Linked DNA regions of Mus musculus: region 1 is linked to region 2. The links are chromatin loops, found by intact Hi-C in ENCODE. Cell type or tissue: heart. All regions are shown on one strand.

Region 1 (8,000 bases), 56 kb before region 2:
GAAGATGTCAGTCAGCAAGCTCTGCACACATGCCTGGACGGCAGAGACGGCTGAGGCCTGGGAGGAGCCAAGCCCCACCACCCCCAGCCTCACAAGTACAACTTACACAAGCTGAGCCTGAAACTACGCAACATGATTGATTCGAGGTATTTTTTCAAAAACATAAATTTACCAATTTCCTAGAAACCTCATTCACCTCTCTCTTAAAGCTCACTTACTAAACATATAAAGTTCTCAGTTTAGAGACCAACAAGAACAAAGGCTATGTTATGTCCAAATCATACAGGCAGGACATTTGGGAGGGGAGCACTAAGAATATTGATAGGTGGCAATGGCAAGAACCTGCCGTGAATTAAAATAAACTCAGGAGCCGAAGCTATACTATATGATAGATAGTATTGATAAATATAGATAGATAGAGCCGGGCGTGGTGGCGCACGCCTTTAATCCCAGCACTCGGGAGGCAGAGGCAGGCGGATTTCTGAGTTCGAGGCCAGCCTGGTCTACAAAGTGAGTTCCAGGTCAGCCAGGACTACACAGAGAAACTCTGTCTCTAAAAACCAAAAAAAAAAAAATATATATATATATAGATAGATAGATAGATAGATAGATAGATATAGAGCAGTTGCTTAGCACATAGGAAGCCCTGGGTTTCATCTGCAGCAAGCTGGGGGGGGAGGGGGGAGGTGGAGGAAAGAGAAAATGTATTCAACCCAGACTGAAAGAAAGGTTTTCATTCAGCTGTGGGCTGCATCTTGACTTTGCATACGATTATTCCATTCTGATAAGGCAGCCTTTGAAGGGCCATGGGGACTTACCGATGTGACATTAATTGGGAAACCAATTACTCACATAAATTTCTCTTACTAAATCAAATAAGCAGTATCAATTCCCCTATAGTGCAATGGAAACCGGAAGCTAGAGATGTAGCTCAGTGGTATAAAATGTGTTGGGCACACTGGGGACCCTTGGTTCAATCCCCAACACCAAAAGAAAGGAAATCAGGAGAGACCAAGGAAAGGAAGGAGTCAGAAGTAGAAGGAAGGGTGGAGAGAGAAATAGAACATATGACATAGGTTCTCCTTATCTAAACCAGGAAATTAAAAAAAGAAAAAACTATTATAACTACAAGGGGGGGGGCTCAGTATGCCTAAATAAGAATGTCAATTATGTTGAATGTAGCTTAGACAAGAAATGGATCCTGGCGGGTAAATAAAAGATATCCATAATAAAGAAAGGTTCAGGCCGGGTGTGGGGGTGCATGCCTTTAGGCCCAGCACTCAGAGGACAGACGCAGATGGATCTCTGTGAGTTCAAGGCCAGCCTGGTCTATGAGAGTTCTAGGACAGCCAGAGTGCTGTAAAGAGACCCTGTCTCAAAACAAAGACAGAAAAATAAATAAATGCTCTAAAATTAAACACCAAGTGCAAAAGACACTGTGAGACGCTCGCTGTGAGAAAGAATCTAATTGGTAGATGCCATCGAGACACTAGTTAAGGCCCAGTGTGCTGACAGGAGCCTTTATCCCAGCACTTGGGAAGCAGAAGTAAGCAGATATCTGAGTTTGAAGGTAGCTTGGTCTAAATAATTAGTAACAGGTCAGCCAGGGTTATATAATGAGACCTTATCTCAAACAAACAAGAAGAGATACCATTTAAGAACTGTCGTAGATAGGAGTTCGGTAACTTAAACCTGTAGAAGACTGACAAGGGTACAAATCCTATCCTGCTAATCTAGCTTAAAAAGAGAGAGAGGTAGAGAGAAAGAGAGAACAAGATATCATTAAATTTTATGTTGAAACTGCACTGGCCATGTGTGTGTGTAATATATGTTTATCTCAATATGTATGTGTATATATATATATAGTGTGTGTGTATATATATACAATTTGAGTAAATTTTAGTTTATACATTCATATTCTAAAAGAAACACCTGCAACAAAAACAGAATCTTAGTTTTTTATATATGTAGGAGTATGATACACACACACACACACATATATATAAATCAAAAACATTCAAGTTAAATTTCAGTGAACACATCCCTATTAAAAGAAGCACCTGGGACAGAGTCTTGGGTTTTGTGCGTTCAACAGGATTAAACAGGACCTGCCTCAGCAAACAGCAAGCAGGAGCTCTACCAGATCCCGTCCCCCTACTATCTGAAACCATCTTTGAACTTATTTTCAGTCTTTTTTTTAATTTATCTTAGTATTCATTTATTTGTACATCTACCCTCTGAAGCCAGAAGACCTCCGATACCCTGGAGCTTAAGATTTACAAGAGGTTTACTCCAGCAGTGAATTTTTCCAAGTGCCTTCCTTTAAATGATGGCCGGAGAAGTCATGGAAGAGATGGCTCAGCTGGGACAAGCACAGACTGCTCTTCCAGGAGTTGCAGTTGGAGCTCCAGAGCCCACATCAGCTAGCTCACAACCACCTCTAAGTCACTTCCTCAGGCACTTGACCCATGCGCGTACACACACCCACACACAGACACACCCATACATGAATTTTGAAAGCTTCGAAACTAAATCAAGAAGGCTTACTACATTGAAGTTAATCGCACATGCCTGTAATTCCTACATGCTGACTATTTTTGTCAACTTGACACTGTGGGCGGTGCCACCCCCGGGCTGGTGATCCTGAGTGCTATAAAGACTGAGAAAGCCACGGAGAGCAGGCCAGAAAGCAGCGCCCCTCCATGGCCTCTGCGTCAGCTCCTGCCTCCAGGTCCCTGTCCTCATTGCTTTTGATAATGAACTGTTATAGGGAACTGTGAGTGAAATAAACCCTTCCTTCCACTAGTTGCTTTTGGCCACAGTGTTTCATCACAGCAATAGTAACCCTAAGTAAGACACTGCTCTCTTGGGAGGTGGAGGCAGGAATAGTTCAAAACCAGCGTGCGGTACAAAGTAAATTCTAGGCTAGCCTGTACTGAGAGACACTGCCTTACCTAACCTGGCAAAAACAAAACAAAACAAACAAACAAACAAACAAACAAAAAACCCAGAGCTTTCCAAAACAGAGAGGGATGGGGGTGGGGGAGATCTCCCAGAAGGTCCCACAGTTCTACCAAAGACCGTCATGTAAGATGAACTGCAATGGCTGCAGAAAAAGCCCTGTTCTCAGCTTGTGTCGCTGTCCCTACAAAAGAAAGGCGTCTTTCCCTCTCTCACACTATCCTGTTTCTACCCCAACAGAGACCGTGGTGTCCCGGGGAGATCGCCAGGGTTCAACAAAAGATAATTGTACAATTCTTGGCCATGCCTGCGAGCTGTGGCAAGCGGTTACCAGATAGCAGCTTGGACAGCTGGTCCATGGGCTCCCGGCCACGAGAGGCATCTCATTCCGCACAGCTGGGGTGCGGGAGGAACCCGTGCAGGATGGGACGGGATGACACACCGATCAAGTGAATGGAACTTGGCCAAACAGACCAAAGCCTTTCAGAGTCTGAGGAGACAGGCAGGTTTCCAGGAGAAAGGCTTAAGGGCTGGGTGGGTTCGGTGGAGGCGAAGAGGGAGAAGCCGGCAGCTTTCAATTTCCGAGTTCTGAGGACTATGCTCCCAGCGCCCGGAGCTTAGCCTGCGCTCCCCGGAAGGAAACGTGCCGCCCCGACCGCCCATTCATTCACACTCCTACGCTCGCCTGTGCACGCGGGAGCCGCAGAGGCCACGCCACCAGGAGGCCGGCTGGAAGTGAACGCCCGCGTCTGTGCACAGGAGCGCATTTCGGCCTCAGCAACTATCTCTCCACGGCGGCATCCCTGCTCACCGCTGTCTGTATCTCAACACCCGCATCCCGACGCCCCACATCCCGATGCCCGCACTCCGACCAAACCCCAGCCACCTTACCGAGTGTGGCAGCTTGGCAGGCCCGGGCCCAAAGTTAACCACTTGCTTGGTGGCTTCCATGGTGCTAAGGCGACAGCAGGGGAAGTGGCAGGAGCAGAGACCACGCGAACAGCCCGCGTCTCCGGATGCAAAGGCAGAGCGGGCTTCAGCCTGCTGAGTCGGCGCTCCATTGGTTCGCTGTCTCAGGCCGCTCACTGATTGGCTCTCGCTCAGAAGCTCCCCTCCCTATTGGCCACGCTCACTATCGGAGTCTACGATCAATCAACTCCTCCTGGAGTTTAGAATTTCAATCGGCTTTAGCGGTCAACGCAAGAGAGCAGGGGATTGCACCAGCCACCCGCGTGGCGAGGTGCCTTCTGCCTTCGCGCACCTCTGGGCGCAGAGTCCCCTGCCCTGGCCTCTGAACAACTTCGAGGTGGCGCGCAAACCCATTGCTCCTGGCCCACCTCCAGCTGAGCTGGGCTATGCTGCATTTGTCCCAGAGCCAGTCCCCACTGTTCACCGGACTTTCCTAAGACCCTCACAGACACTCCGACGTAGAGACAGGACACTCAAAGAAGGAGGTGCAGCGTGTAGAAATGGTTGAAGAGTGCGGTCATAGGATTGTGACCTGGTGCACCTGATAATCCCAGCAGGGTAAATCAGGAGGATAGCTACGTGGAGGCCAGCCACACTACGTGGAGGGTCCCTGTCTCAAAAATCACATACGAAGCCTTTGTATTTGCACTTGCGCTCTAGCTCACTGCCCCACGGGTGGCTACGAACTTTGGGGGCAGCCCCACCCCACCCCTACCGCCACCCCCACCCTCATCGCGGACAGCCTCTTTCAAGTCGCTGAGTCTCTGTTCTCTCATTATCTCTTTCATGAACTGAGGAGCAGGAACCTGAATGTTGGCTCTTGTGCAGGAGGTCCTCAAGTTGTGAGGAGGTATTAACGGGAGCACAATATAGTCAGGGCCGGAGGAATGTGGCCCTGAGCCGAGCTGGGCACAGTGCCACATCTGTTCAAACTTTTCCACACAAGTTCCCTTTTCAAAGGAGTTGTGCTGGAGGCTCGCTTGAGATTCTGGAACAAGAAGGCCCCTTCTATGCTAGGGTAGTTCTTTTGAAGTCCAGAACATTTTAAAAGCATTTTTCCCTCTACTTTGCAGTTTCACCCAGATTCCTTTACTATGAAAACATTTTCCCAAGTTCTTTTGTACAATGGATGGCAGGAATAGGCACCGTGCCTACTGAGCGTTAATGCTGATCTCCGCATCTGTGGCCTCAGTTTGACAGGCGTGCAATTCAGCCTTTGAGCATTTGGGCTCTTGTTTGTTTCCCATAACCTGTAGAAGGGGTGTGGCTGTGAACAGAAACACTGCTTTGAGTCTGGGAGTAGTAGAGCAAAATTGTTAGAAAAGGCCGAATAAAGCCAGGTCCACGGCCTTCTTCAGCACCTTAGTTTAAAAACTTACATAGCTGGAGATAGGCGGTGTCTTACTGGGGAGGTAGAAGTAGAGGTAAGCCTTAAGTTCAAGGCCAGCCTGATCTACAGAGCAAATTCCAGGACAGCCAGGACTATACAAAGGAACTTGGTAAACTTTATTCACCTGATTTAACTGTTGTCTGGAGCTTAACTTAGGCCTAGTCCTGGAAGCTTCTGGCCTCTGTATAATCTAATCTAGACCCATAAAATTTTCAGCCTCTGAGATTTACTGCTCAATACGCTCACATTTTCTGGCTCTTTCCAAATTCTTGTTGGCTGGTTCAACTCCGCTGTTCTGGCTCAAAACTCCTCTTCAAGCCAGGTGATTCTATCTTGTTTCTTTCTCAAGCTCTCCTGAAATTCTCTGCTTGGCCTCATACTAACTTGGCAACCTACTCTAATCTCCTGGCTCCTCGTTCCCTGGCTTGTTCTGTCTTTACCTGTATCTAGCTTGTTTTCTCTTCAACCTGTCACTGTACAACTGTCCCAATAAGACTGCCTCCTTTCTCTCTCCCTCCCAGTCCCTCTCCTCTCCTCTCCTCTCCTCTCCTCTCCTCTCCTCTCCTCTCCTCTCCTCTCCTCTCCTCTCCTCTCCTCTCCTCTCCTCTCTGCTCTCTTTAGTAGCTTTCTTTCCTCTCCTTGTAAGAGTTGAACATATGGAGCCGGGCGTGGTGGCGCACGCCTTTAATCCCAGCACTCGGGAGGCAGAGGCAGGCGGATTTCTGAGTTCAAGGCCAGCCTGGTCCACAAAGTGAGCTCCAGGACAGCCAGAGCTATAAAGAGAAACCCTGTCTCGAAAAACCAAAAAAAAAAAAAAAAAAAAAAAAAAAAAGAGTTGAACATATTCTCCTCTGTCAAATCTTTCTCTGATTCATCACTTTGTCTGCCACTCAGCACTTTCAAACATGGCTGCTTCCTTCTATAAACCAGCTTTTAGTTTTAATTTTACTTTACTTTTTGGTTTGCTAACTTTTAGTTTTAACTTTACTCCCTTCCTTGTTTTGGGATTAAAAGTGTATACTAAGGGATGAACCACACCACACTGGAAACAAGTTATTTCAGTAAATAATACAAACTCCGGGGTTCACAGTGAGATCCAATATCCTGCAACAACTTGGTCTTTAAAAACAAGAAAAGAAGGGCTGGAGAGATGGCTCAGTGGTTAAGAGCACTGACTGCTCTTCCAAGGTCCTGAGTTCAATTCCCAGCAATCACATGGTAGCTCACAACCATCTGTGCTGGGATCTGATGTCCTCTTCTGATGTGTCTGAAGAGAGTGACAGTTTACTCACATACATAAAACAAATAAATCTTAAACAACAATAAAAACAAGAAAAGAAAAGAATTTTGAAAAGAGGAAAAGAAAATTGCATAAATGAACAGTTTCATTCCCAGGCCTTAAACCAGATAAATAGATTCAACAATACCCACTGTTTTATGTAATATAGTGGTTTTAAACAATCAGAGAGAGAGAGTGTGTGTGAGTTAATCTACTAGAACAGTGTTTGCTTTCTCTGAGCTCTAAACCCAAGTCCAGTCCCAGAGAGTGAATGGGGATGAGGCAGGATAGAAGGACAGGGAAGAAAATCAAGTTTCCCACACTGCATGCGGTTTGCTTAATGAGGATCAAGAAACTGAATATAGAGCTGGAGAGCCGAGTCAGTGGTTAAGAGAACTGGAGAACTGTCTGCTCTTCCAAAGACCCGAATTTAATTCCCAGGACCCACTACATGGCAGTTCAGAACCATCTCTAATTCCAGTCCCAGGAGACTTGACACCCACCTCTGACTTCAGGGCAAACAAAACACCCATATGCATAAAATAAAAATAATAAAAGTTGTAAAAATAATCCATCACAGCTGACAAGGCCAAAATTGTCAACAGAGATGATGTGTGTTTTCCCAAACACTTCCCAAATAAGGATATTAAAAACAACCAGCTAGGGTTAAAAATATAGTTCAATGATAGAACTCTTGCTTGGTATTCATGAAGCCCTGGGTCCAGTTCTCAGCACCAGCTTGCTTAGAGGCAGCTTGCTTGTCAGTAGGGCCAGAAAGATAACTCAGTGGGTAAAGGTGCTTGCCACCAAGCCTGATGACCTGACCCATGTCTCATATGCACCTCCCTGCAAAATTAAGTACATAAATGTGTAAAAACAGCATGTCTGTGAGTTCTCATCCCTAAATCTCAGCAACCATAAACCTCATAAAACCACCTTACAGTTCCATTATCAAAGGAAATTCTTTAAGAGAAGTAACTAAACTAGCCCGTTCATTTCTTTAATTTTTACCAAAAGTTCTAAGCTTTGCTGAACCTTTAAACTACTGGAATTTACAGCCTGTGAACAACGTAGTTTAAAGCCATGGAATCCTACATTCAGCCACTGCAAAGACAGCTGTGTGACTATCTATTTGGAAGCCCACATCCCTGTCTTCAGTGGACGTTATCCTTCTCAAATGGTCTCTCTGTCTAGATATTTAATAAACTCACTAACTGCTTCGCTCTGACTTGTCCTGAAATTGTTTTCTGCGGCAGAGTCAATGATCTGGCTTTATCTGAGCAGAGGTCACTAAGGAGAAGGGATTCTTCAGGCTACTGGCACAGTGCTGGGCTCTTCTCCCTACCCACTGACAGGAGAAAATGACTACACATTCATTCTGCCCTCTGTCCCAGGAAACCT
Region 2 (8,000 bases):
TTCTTTTGTCAGAGTGCCCTTGGTCATGGTGTCTCTTCAGTGACTAAGACAGTAAGTTTTCTATCACAGCAGCAGAGCGCAGACCAGGCTAACAAAACGGAAAAAGGGCAGCCTTACACAAGCAGGAAGAGAGCTGCCTCTAAACCTGAGCTGTCAGCGCCCAACCCTGGGCTTTCCAGGTCCCAGAAGTCGGAGAAATAAGTGTCTGCTATGTAAGCCACCAGGCTGTAGCACTCTATAACAGCCTACACTAAGACACCTCTCGACACGAAGGACACAACCAACCAACTAAGCTGGCAGTAGTCCTCAATTTCACTAGAACATCAAATGACCACCAACTGTGGCAATGGAACCCAGGGCAGCAAGATGGCTCAGCAAGGAAAGGGATTTGCTGCCAAGCCAGACCACTCTAGTTTCATCCTTGATACCTACGTGGTGGAAGGAGGGAACCAAATTTTGCAAGTTGTCATCTGCCTTCTATGTGTGTACGTGGCACACAAACTCAGAACCACACCCACACCCAAAATAAATAAACAAATGTTTGTCTTTAAAATCTTAAAATTAAAACAGTAATAAGGTTAGCTAGAGTACGTCTTTTATTCTAGCACTCAGAAGGCAGAGGCAAGTTCTGTGAGTTCAAGACTAGCCTGGTCTTGGCTGGGCTGTGATGGCCTACGCCTTTAATCCCAGCATTTGGGAGGCAGAGGCAGGCGAATTTCTTAGTTCGAGGTCAGCCTGGTCTACAGAGTGAGTTCCAGGACAGCCAAGGCTACACAGAGAAACCTGTCTTGTGGGGGTGGGGGTGGGGGAAGACTAGCCTGGTCTACACAACAATTTCCAAACTATCCAGGGATACCTAGTCAGACTCTGTCTAGAATACAACAACAACAACAAAACAACAACATATAACTAATTTTATATATATATATATATATATAATTATATACATTTTATAGCATGTATATTAAAATAGTAATAAAGTATGGTTGTTGATTTATTTAATTAAGTCAAGATCATATATGAAAATGATTTAAAATGTGCATACAGTTAAAAAACAACAACAACAACAAATCTGGTACTAAGACTAGCACCCCAGAATACCTATACTCTAGATAAGGCCTGCACTGCTGAGCTCAGGAAAACTAAGTACTACATTTCACACACACACACACCTGTAAATAAAACTAGTGACTATAAGCTCTAAGTATACAGACAAATCTACTTTTTAAAGGCTGAAAATCTGCCAAAATGAACAGTAGAAACTTCTGGATGTTTTGATTACTGGTAACATTGTTTTCTCTGGAGAATATATGTGACTTCAGGATAAAAGTACAGTAAAAGCTGCTACAGTTTCCAATTTCCAGAGCTCATTGAACTTACCTCGAAGCCACAGGTCCTCACTAAGAGAGTCTGCAAAGGCACTTGCACCCTGGTCACCAATGAGTGTGTTGCAGTTCAGTGTGATGCGCCGTAAGCCAGCCATGCAGTCCAGATCGGGTCTCCTGTAGCGGAGGCTCTCCGCCCAGGTTTCTTCATGCCTTCTCATGGTTTGATACTTCAAAAATAACAGCATGGAATCAGACACCGGAGAAGGAAACTGGGCATGGCTGATTATATACCACACCCCCCAAGTACAAATTTGGCCACAATCTGCCCTCAGAATCTCACCACAGGGCTTGATTGTATGAACCGTCACAGGTGACAGCAGCCCAACAGTTATGTAAAAAGACAATTTACTGAAGTTTAAGAACATTTATTTTCCTTTCTGTCACATTAAAGGACTGGTTTAACATTACTACAGTTCTAAACTCTATCCTGTAATGATCTCCATTACAATTTAAATATTTAGCATGTATCATGGTTACTAAAAAGCTATATAAAGCTGAATAAATACTTTGTGTGTTTTATGTATACCAAAATAACAGAATCTGTGTGTGTGTATGTGTATGTGTGTGTATGTGTGTGTGTGTGTGTGTGTGTGTGTGTGTGTGTGTGTGTGCACGCGCGCATGCATGCGTGTGCGTGTTTGCATGTGTTTGCGGGATGTTGAGGTTGTTCCTCAATAGCCAGAGCCATGGGCATGCTAAGCAAAGTGCTCTACTACTGAATAGTCAGGCCAACAAGTACAACTTTTAGATGATAAAAAGATACATTCAGAGGCTGTAACATCATCTTTTAAAATAATGGCTCACATATACTTCTTAGTCTTACATACCTACCATCTTTAGTATCCTAGAATAAGCAAAAAGAATCTGACATGCCTTAAGTAAAAACTATTTGATTTTTTAATCACAGTTGTAGCCTTTAAGACTGTAACCAATTCTCTGTATTCACCAGGTAAACTTTGCTCACCCAGACACTACAAGGAAAAAAAGCCTTCCCACTTGAACATGAAAAGAGCCAAGCAGCTATGAAATGGCACCATGAGTAATGTTGATGCCACTTTTCTAAGAATGACTACAGCAAAGCAACAAGCAATAAACACTGCACAAGGCTGTCCTAGGGAAGGCAGCGCAGAGCCTCAGAGTGAACAGGGATTTTACAGAGGTGAAGCAACTTGCCTATGGTCGCAGATAGTAGATGGGTGAGGGCTAAACGCAAAGCCACACCCATACACTTAGCTAGGCCAGTGGTAAGGCCTATCATAGCATGCTAAGTCCAGTGTCTATCAGGGCTTCAGAGTGTTCATGGGCAGCCTAGGCAACTCAGAGAGAACTAGTCTCAAAAGAAAAAGCCAAAAGCACAGGTAGGCTATAGCCCAGTGGTAGAGCACTTGCCCAAAGTGTTGGCTTTAGTTCAGTCCCCAGCAGGAACCCCCCAACACACACACACCCCAACAACAATGAAAACCTCACAAAATCTAATCACCATACCAGAAAACTGAATCCACGTTCTTAACCATTATTTATCACAAGGGTCAGAGGTTTACTCTGTAAAGGTCCAAAAATAAACATTTTCAGCTCCATGGGTCAGTTTCCTTCGCCAGCTACTCAACTCTCCTGATGTAAGGCAGCCAGTTACCATGCACACAGCTGGGCAGGCTGTGCTCTTCAGCACCCTTAGTTGCAAAAATCATGTAATGGGCTACATTTGGTCCATAGCCCTGAGTTCTATCTTTGATCTGTGCCATCAAACTACAAAATCAAGGCAGCCAAGGTGACGTACACCTTTAATCACTTGGGAGGCTGGAGGAAAAAGACCAAAGCAGATTCCTGGCATGCAAGCATGACAGCACAATGAGTCTGATCACAGACTGGACCACAAAGCCATATCCTGTCTCAACCCCACTAACCCCAAACAAACAAACAAACAAACAACAAAAACCTCCAAAAAGGCTCGTGTCAAACGGTTAAGTAACTTTAGTCCTAATGTAGTAGTTACTGCAACTATAAAAACTGTATGAACTGTTTTTATTAGTTTATAAATAATTGGAGACTGTAATAGTAGTTTCTTCTGGTGCTGCAATGTTTTCAACAACTAAAATAACAAGTATTCATGAAGTATGATACTTTAAAGTCTTTATTTTTAAGATTAAATGTGTATCTTTAAGGGTCAGAATCCCAAGCTAGACAATGGTTATAGCATGCAATGAAACTAAAATTGCAGTCTATGCACTGGTAAGACAAACATTACTGCAACCCCACACCAAAGTATTAATGTGCTTTAATCACATTTGTCATTCAAAGGTCACCTTTAAGATCTTGGCCATATGACAGGCTCCTTGCCATGTCAGATTACACCCTGTAAAGTTGACGGTCTTGAGAGTGACAGAGTTCTTTATACCTTGACAAATAACTGAAAGAAAAAGACACACAGTAAGACCACGTGCCTGCCAATGTGGTCAGTCTCGGTTTCCTCGCAGTCTTCAAGCTATGCCAGTTTAAGGTGTATCCCTAAAGTCACTTTCCACCACCCTCCAGCCACTAACAGATGGGTTAGCATCTGAGCAGGCACAGGAAGGAGGCAGCTCAGGTGGAAGCAGCAGCCCCCAAAGACAGAGTTATCAGCACACAGACAAACATGAGACCACCCTCCCAGGACAAGTGTTAAATGACTTGACTCACTTTCTAAACCTCCATCTCCAATTGGACAATTTGCAAGAGACAAGTGCACCAAAGAGGTTGATTTACTCAGTCCCTTAATAGAAAAAAGTAAAATATGTATTGAGTATTTCCCCACCAAAACCAGCTTTCAAATGTTGCAGGTGACATGGACAACAAGGCTTACCTTTGTTAGACTAGTCAAATCTCTCTCTCTCAGAATCAGCCCATTTAGCTCCAGATTTCTTAGCACCCCTGATACACTTAAGCAGCCTCTAAGAGCCTTACATAACTGGAAGCTTATGTCTTTGGATCTCACTGCAGGAACTCGATTCCTACAAATTCGGTGTGTATCAGCACCTAAAATAAATTCAGTAAGTCAGTGATCAGTAAAATCGGTAATGTCAATCGTACAATTTTAGTATGCCAAGGCACAGAAATGAACCATGTCCTTAAAGACAAATTTCACAGCCACAAGAGATATAGAAACACAAACCACGCACGGTGTTTTTTCTTACGGAGTCAGAGAAGTTGCACCTACGGCCTGGCTTCAAGAAAGCCCTCAATTTACACATAAGAGAAAGGAGTAGACTGTGTGTACAAAGGGGTCCAAGCCTGACACCTGCTGGACAGTATAAATGCTGCAGGTGTGAAAAGAGGCTGAACCAAGTCCACTAGAGTTGGCTTTTATAACACATGTGATGAGGACCAAAGCTACCAATAATGATGCTTAGAAAAACTTGCCTCAATGTTGGACCAATTACCAATTAGACAAAGGGATGACCAGAGAGGCACCTAAACCACACAGGTTAGGAAAAGCACCCCTTCCAGCAGGTCTGGCGAGAGTGTAAAGGAGGCACAAACTGCAGTTAGTAGGTGCTGGTTCTGTGCTAAGTGAGACCATCTACACAGAGGGAAACTGAGTTCAAGACAGCAAAGCCAGCCAGGAGCTTCTTCAATAGTACAGTCAAAACAGCTGAGAGAGAGAAACAAGTCGTGTCTAGGAGGCTAACACCCACAGCCTATACCCACTGGATATGAGACATGGAAATATTGCAAAGAATGCCTTATGCTAGACATAAAATACTAGCATGATCAGGTAGGCCTGCCTTGACTCTAAGTCATCTTCTTTCATCGTTCCTTAAATCTGGGCCATTACTATGGCAGTCAAGGGCCAGACTTTCAAATCTGCCCCTAGCAAATCTAGCTCATCACACCTTCCCTTTCCAATAGTAACTTGCAGACACTTAGCACACACAACACGCTTTAACCAAAGAATCCACAACAGGCTTGTTTCAATGGATTTTATATGTGTGAGAATTTAAATTTAAAATATGAAACTCTGGCCTTAGGTTGCCTACAACACAGGTTTTCCTTACATGATACCACTCTTAAAAATAAAAAAGCAAAGGGGTGGGGGGGGGGGAGAGAAAGGAAAGAAGGAAGAAAGGAGGAAAGAGAAAGAGATAGAGAAGGAAATTAGGAACTGAGATGACCAGACTGATAAAGGTACTTGCAGGAAAAAATGTTGAGGACCCAAACTTGGATGGCCAGCAAAGTAAAAGCCTATATGTAATCTGTGAAGGAACAAAAGATGATCCCTAGGGCAAACTAGCTAGCCAGACAAAGGAATCAGTGAGTCCCCTGGGGGGGGGGGCGGGGCAGGAAGGGGAGAAGAACCTGCCTGAGTAAACAAATGGGAAAGCTGAAAGACATTCAGGGCCAACCTCTAGACTCTATGCACACAACGTGTGTATGTGTACACATGCCACGTACACGTGTGTGCACACACATGCCACATACATATAAACACACAAACAACTATTTGCAAATCTAAAAATAAAACGGAGTGTGAAAAATCAGCTGGAAGGATGGCCCAGTAGTTAAGGGCATTTGCTGCACTGGAGTTCCGTGATCCCAGAACCCACATAAACCAGGCGTCAGGAGCAGGACTTCTAACTCCAGCATGGAAGGGGCGGAGTCAAGAGAGCAGTTGGGGCTTATTGGCTTCCAGCCAAACTAAGAAAACAGACCCTGTCTCTCTCAAAAAATAAATAAATAAAATAAAATAAAAAATAAATTTAAAAAATGGGTGAAGAGCCATCAAAGGACACCCAACACCCCTTTCTTGTTTCTGAGTGTGCACATACGCCAATACTAAGATACACAAACACACAAATATGCAAATCAGTAAGGAACATATATATTGGATGGTAATTTTTTTTTTTTGGCTTCTGGGCGGGTGTTCATGAATGACCATAGAAGCACCACAAAGACTTGGCTGGGAGTTACAAAAATTCAAATGAAAGGAACTTGTAAATACGTTATCTGCAAATAACCAGAGTCAACTGTTTTACAACGGGTTCGTCAAAAATAATAGTTCCAGTCGGGCAGTGGTGGCGCACGCCTTCAATCCCAGCACTCGAGAGGCAGAGGCAGGCCAGACTCTGAGTTCAAGGCCAGCCTGGTCTACAGAGTGAGTTCCAAGATAGCCAGGGCTACACAGAGAAACCCTGTCTCTCAAATAAATAAATAAATAAATAAATAAATAAATAAATAAATAAATAAATAAATAAATAAAAGAAACAAATAATAATAGTCCCTTGGGCTGGAGAGATGGCTCAATGGTTGGACATACTTGCTGCTCTTGCAAAGGATGCGAGTTCGGTTCCCAGCATCCATATGGTGGTTCACATATGGACTCCGACCTCTTACCCCCTTTTCTGTACTCCGCAGGCACTGCACACACATAGTGCACATACACACGCGAAGGCAAAACCCTCAAATATTTTTCTAAAAATCAAAAAAGACGTCCCTGATTATTTTTTTGTTATACATTTTTTTCTTTCCATCTTTAACCTTCTCCTTTTCTGTATTAAACTTGCAATTACGAATGAAGGGAGATTGTACATTTAAACCCCTAAAAGAAGAGAGGGCAGGGACCATTTGCTAAATTATCACGCATATTCCCCTCGGGGTGCAGAGTTGGTCATCCTCGCTGTAATAAGGGGCAGTGTCGAGTTCTACTCCCTAGCTTGACTACTCCAGACAACGGACCGAGGCGGCAACCTGCAAGGGAGGCGGCGGCAAAAACTCCTTTGTGGCTAGGTGGAGGCCGCTTCGCAGGCTGATCCTGCACCGGGCTCCCACTTCTCCGACCAAACCCTCGCACCTCCGGACCGCAGAACTGTTTCCCCGAGCCACGGCTGGAAGGAGCTCTTGATGGCCACCAGCGGCAGGTCGCGGTTCACCCTGAGCGTGCTGAGCAGCGGTGCCCAGTCCACCGCGCGCAGCCGGTCGGCATTGAAGTCCAGCACGCCGTCCCGCAGGCAGGCGCGCACGGCGGGCAGCGGCACGGAGTCCTGCAGCGCGCACAGGTACTCGTAGTGCGAGAAGAAGTCGGCCGCGCAGTCGCGCCGGAGCTTCACCGAGTCGATCATGACCGGCAACCCCGGGGACCTCCACCAGCCGCCCCGCGCCGCCTCCCGCCACGCCTCGGGCGGTTAGCGCCCGCTCTGGGAGCCGCCGCCGCCGTTCTAGTCACCGGCGAGCTCCCGCGGGCGACGTGCGCATGCGTCGGCGCGCTCGCTGTGCGTCAGAGCGCGGGCCACGCCCACCCGGGCTCGCTACGTCCAACGCGCCATCAGCTGGAGGCGAGTAGATGCTCTGCAGTGAGCGCGCCTCTGGGTACCAAAAGTGAGGTGCAATGGAGTGACGACCTGAGAACCGGGCTTGACCTGAGAACTGAGAAGCGGGTTTAGCCTCGAGAAGACTGTTAGAAGCGCTCAACTGTTTATGCTTCCTCACCGAGAGAAGTCACAAGAAGAATTTCCCAACACGTATGCAAACCAGGTGGCTTCCTTCCTCTCTTCTTTGGGTTAGGCAAAGCTAGAGTTTAGCTTAGTATCCTCCATTGATGGTGGATATTTCTCTCCCTCTCTATCTCTCTATGTGTTGTTT

The links. A loop is a pair of places that touch in the nucleus more often than their neighbours do. Peaks named below come from ENCODE experiments on the same cell type or tissue, not always from the same donor. Only the 100,000 strongest peaks of a DNase experiment are listed, where the experiment ranks them.
Region 1: a loop joins it to region 2, with 7 times the contacts of the local background. A loop is called at or near these places in 6 of 42 quality-filtered maps.

What each region holds. Positions count from the first base shown.
Region 1 is chr19:15,921,012-15,929,011 of GRCm38, forward strand. Psat1 (phosphoserine aminotransferase 1) reads right to left here and starts at 4,048. Exons shown (of 9, transcript NM_177420.2): 1 at 3,853-4,048. The coding sequence starts at 3,912. In heart, CTCF peaks have their summits at 2,723 and 3,642; DNase peaks (open chromatin) are centred at 2,600, 3,240, 4,040 and 4,840; H3K4me3 peaks cover 2,836 bases; H3K27ac peaks cover 2,069 bases.
Region 2 is chr19:15,977,401-15,985,400 of GRCm38, forward strand. It overlaps Cep78 (centrosomal protein 78), which reads right to left and starts at 7,589. Exons shown (of 15, transcript NM_198019.2): 1 at 7,213-7,589; 2 at 4,228-4,400; 3 at 4,065-4,137; 4 at 3,692-3,795; 5 at 1,381-1,555. The coding sequence starts at 7,480. It overlaps C130060C02Rik (RIKEN cDNA C130060C02 gene), which reads left to right and starts at 7,675. Exons shown (of 3, transcript NR_045355.1): 1 at 7,675-7,892. In heart, CTCF peaks have their summits at 4,676 (motif pointing left) and 7,681; a DNase peak (open chromatin) is centred at 7,621; H3K4me3 peaks cover 1,360 bases; H3K27ac peaks cover 1,101 bases.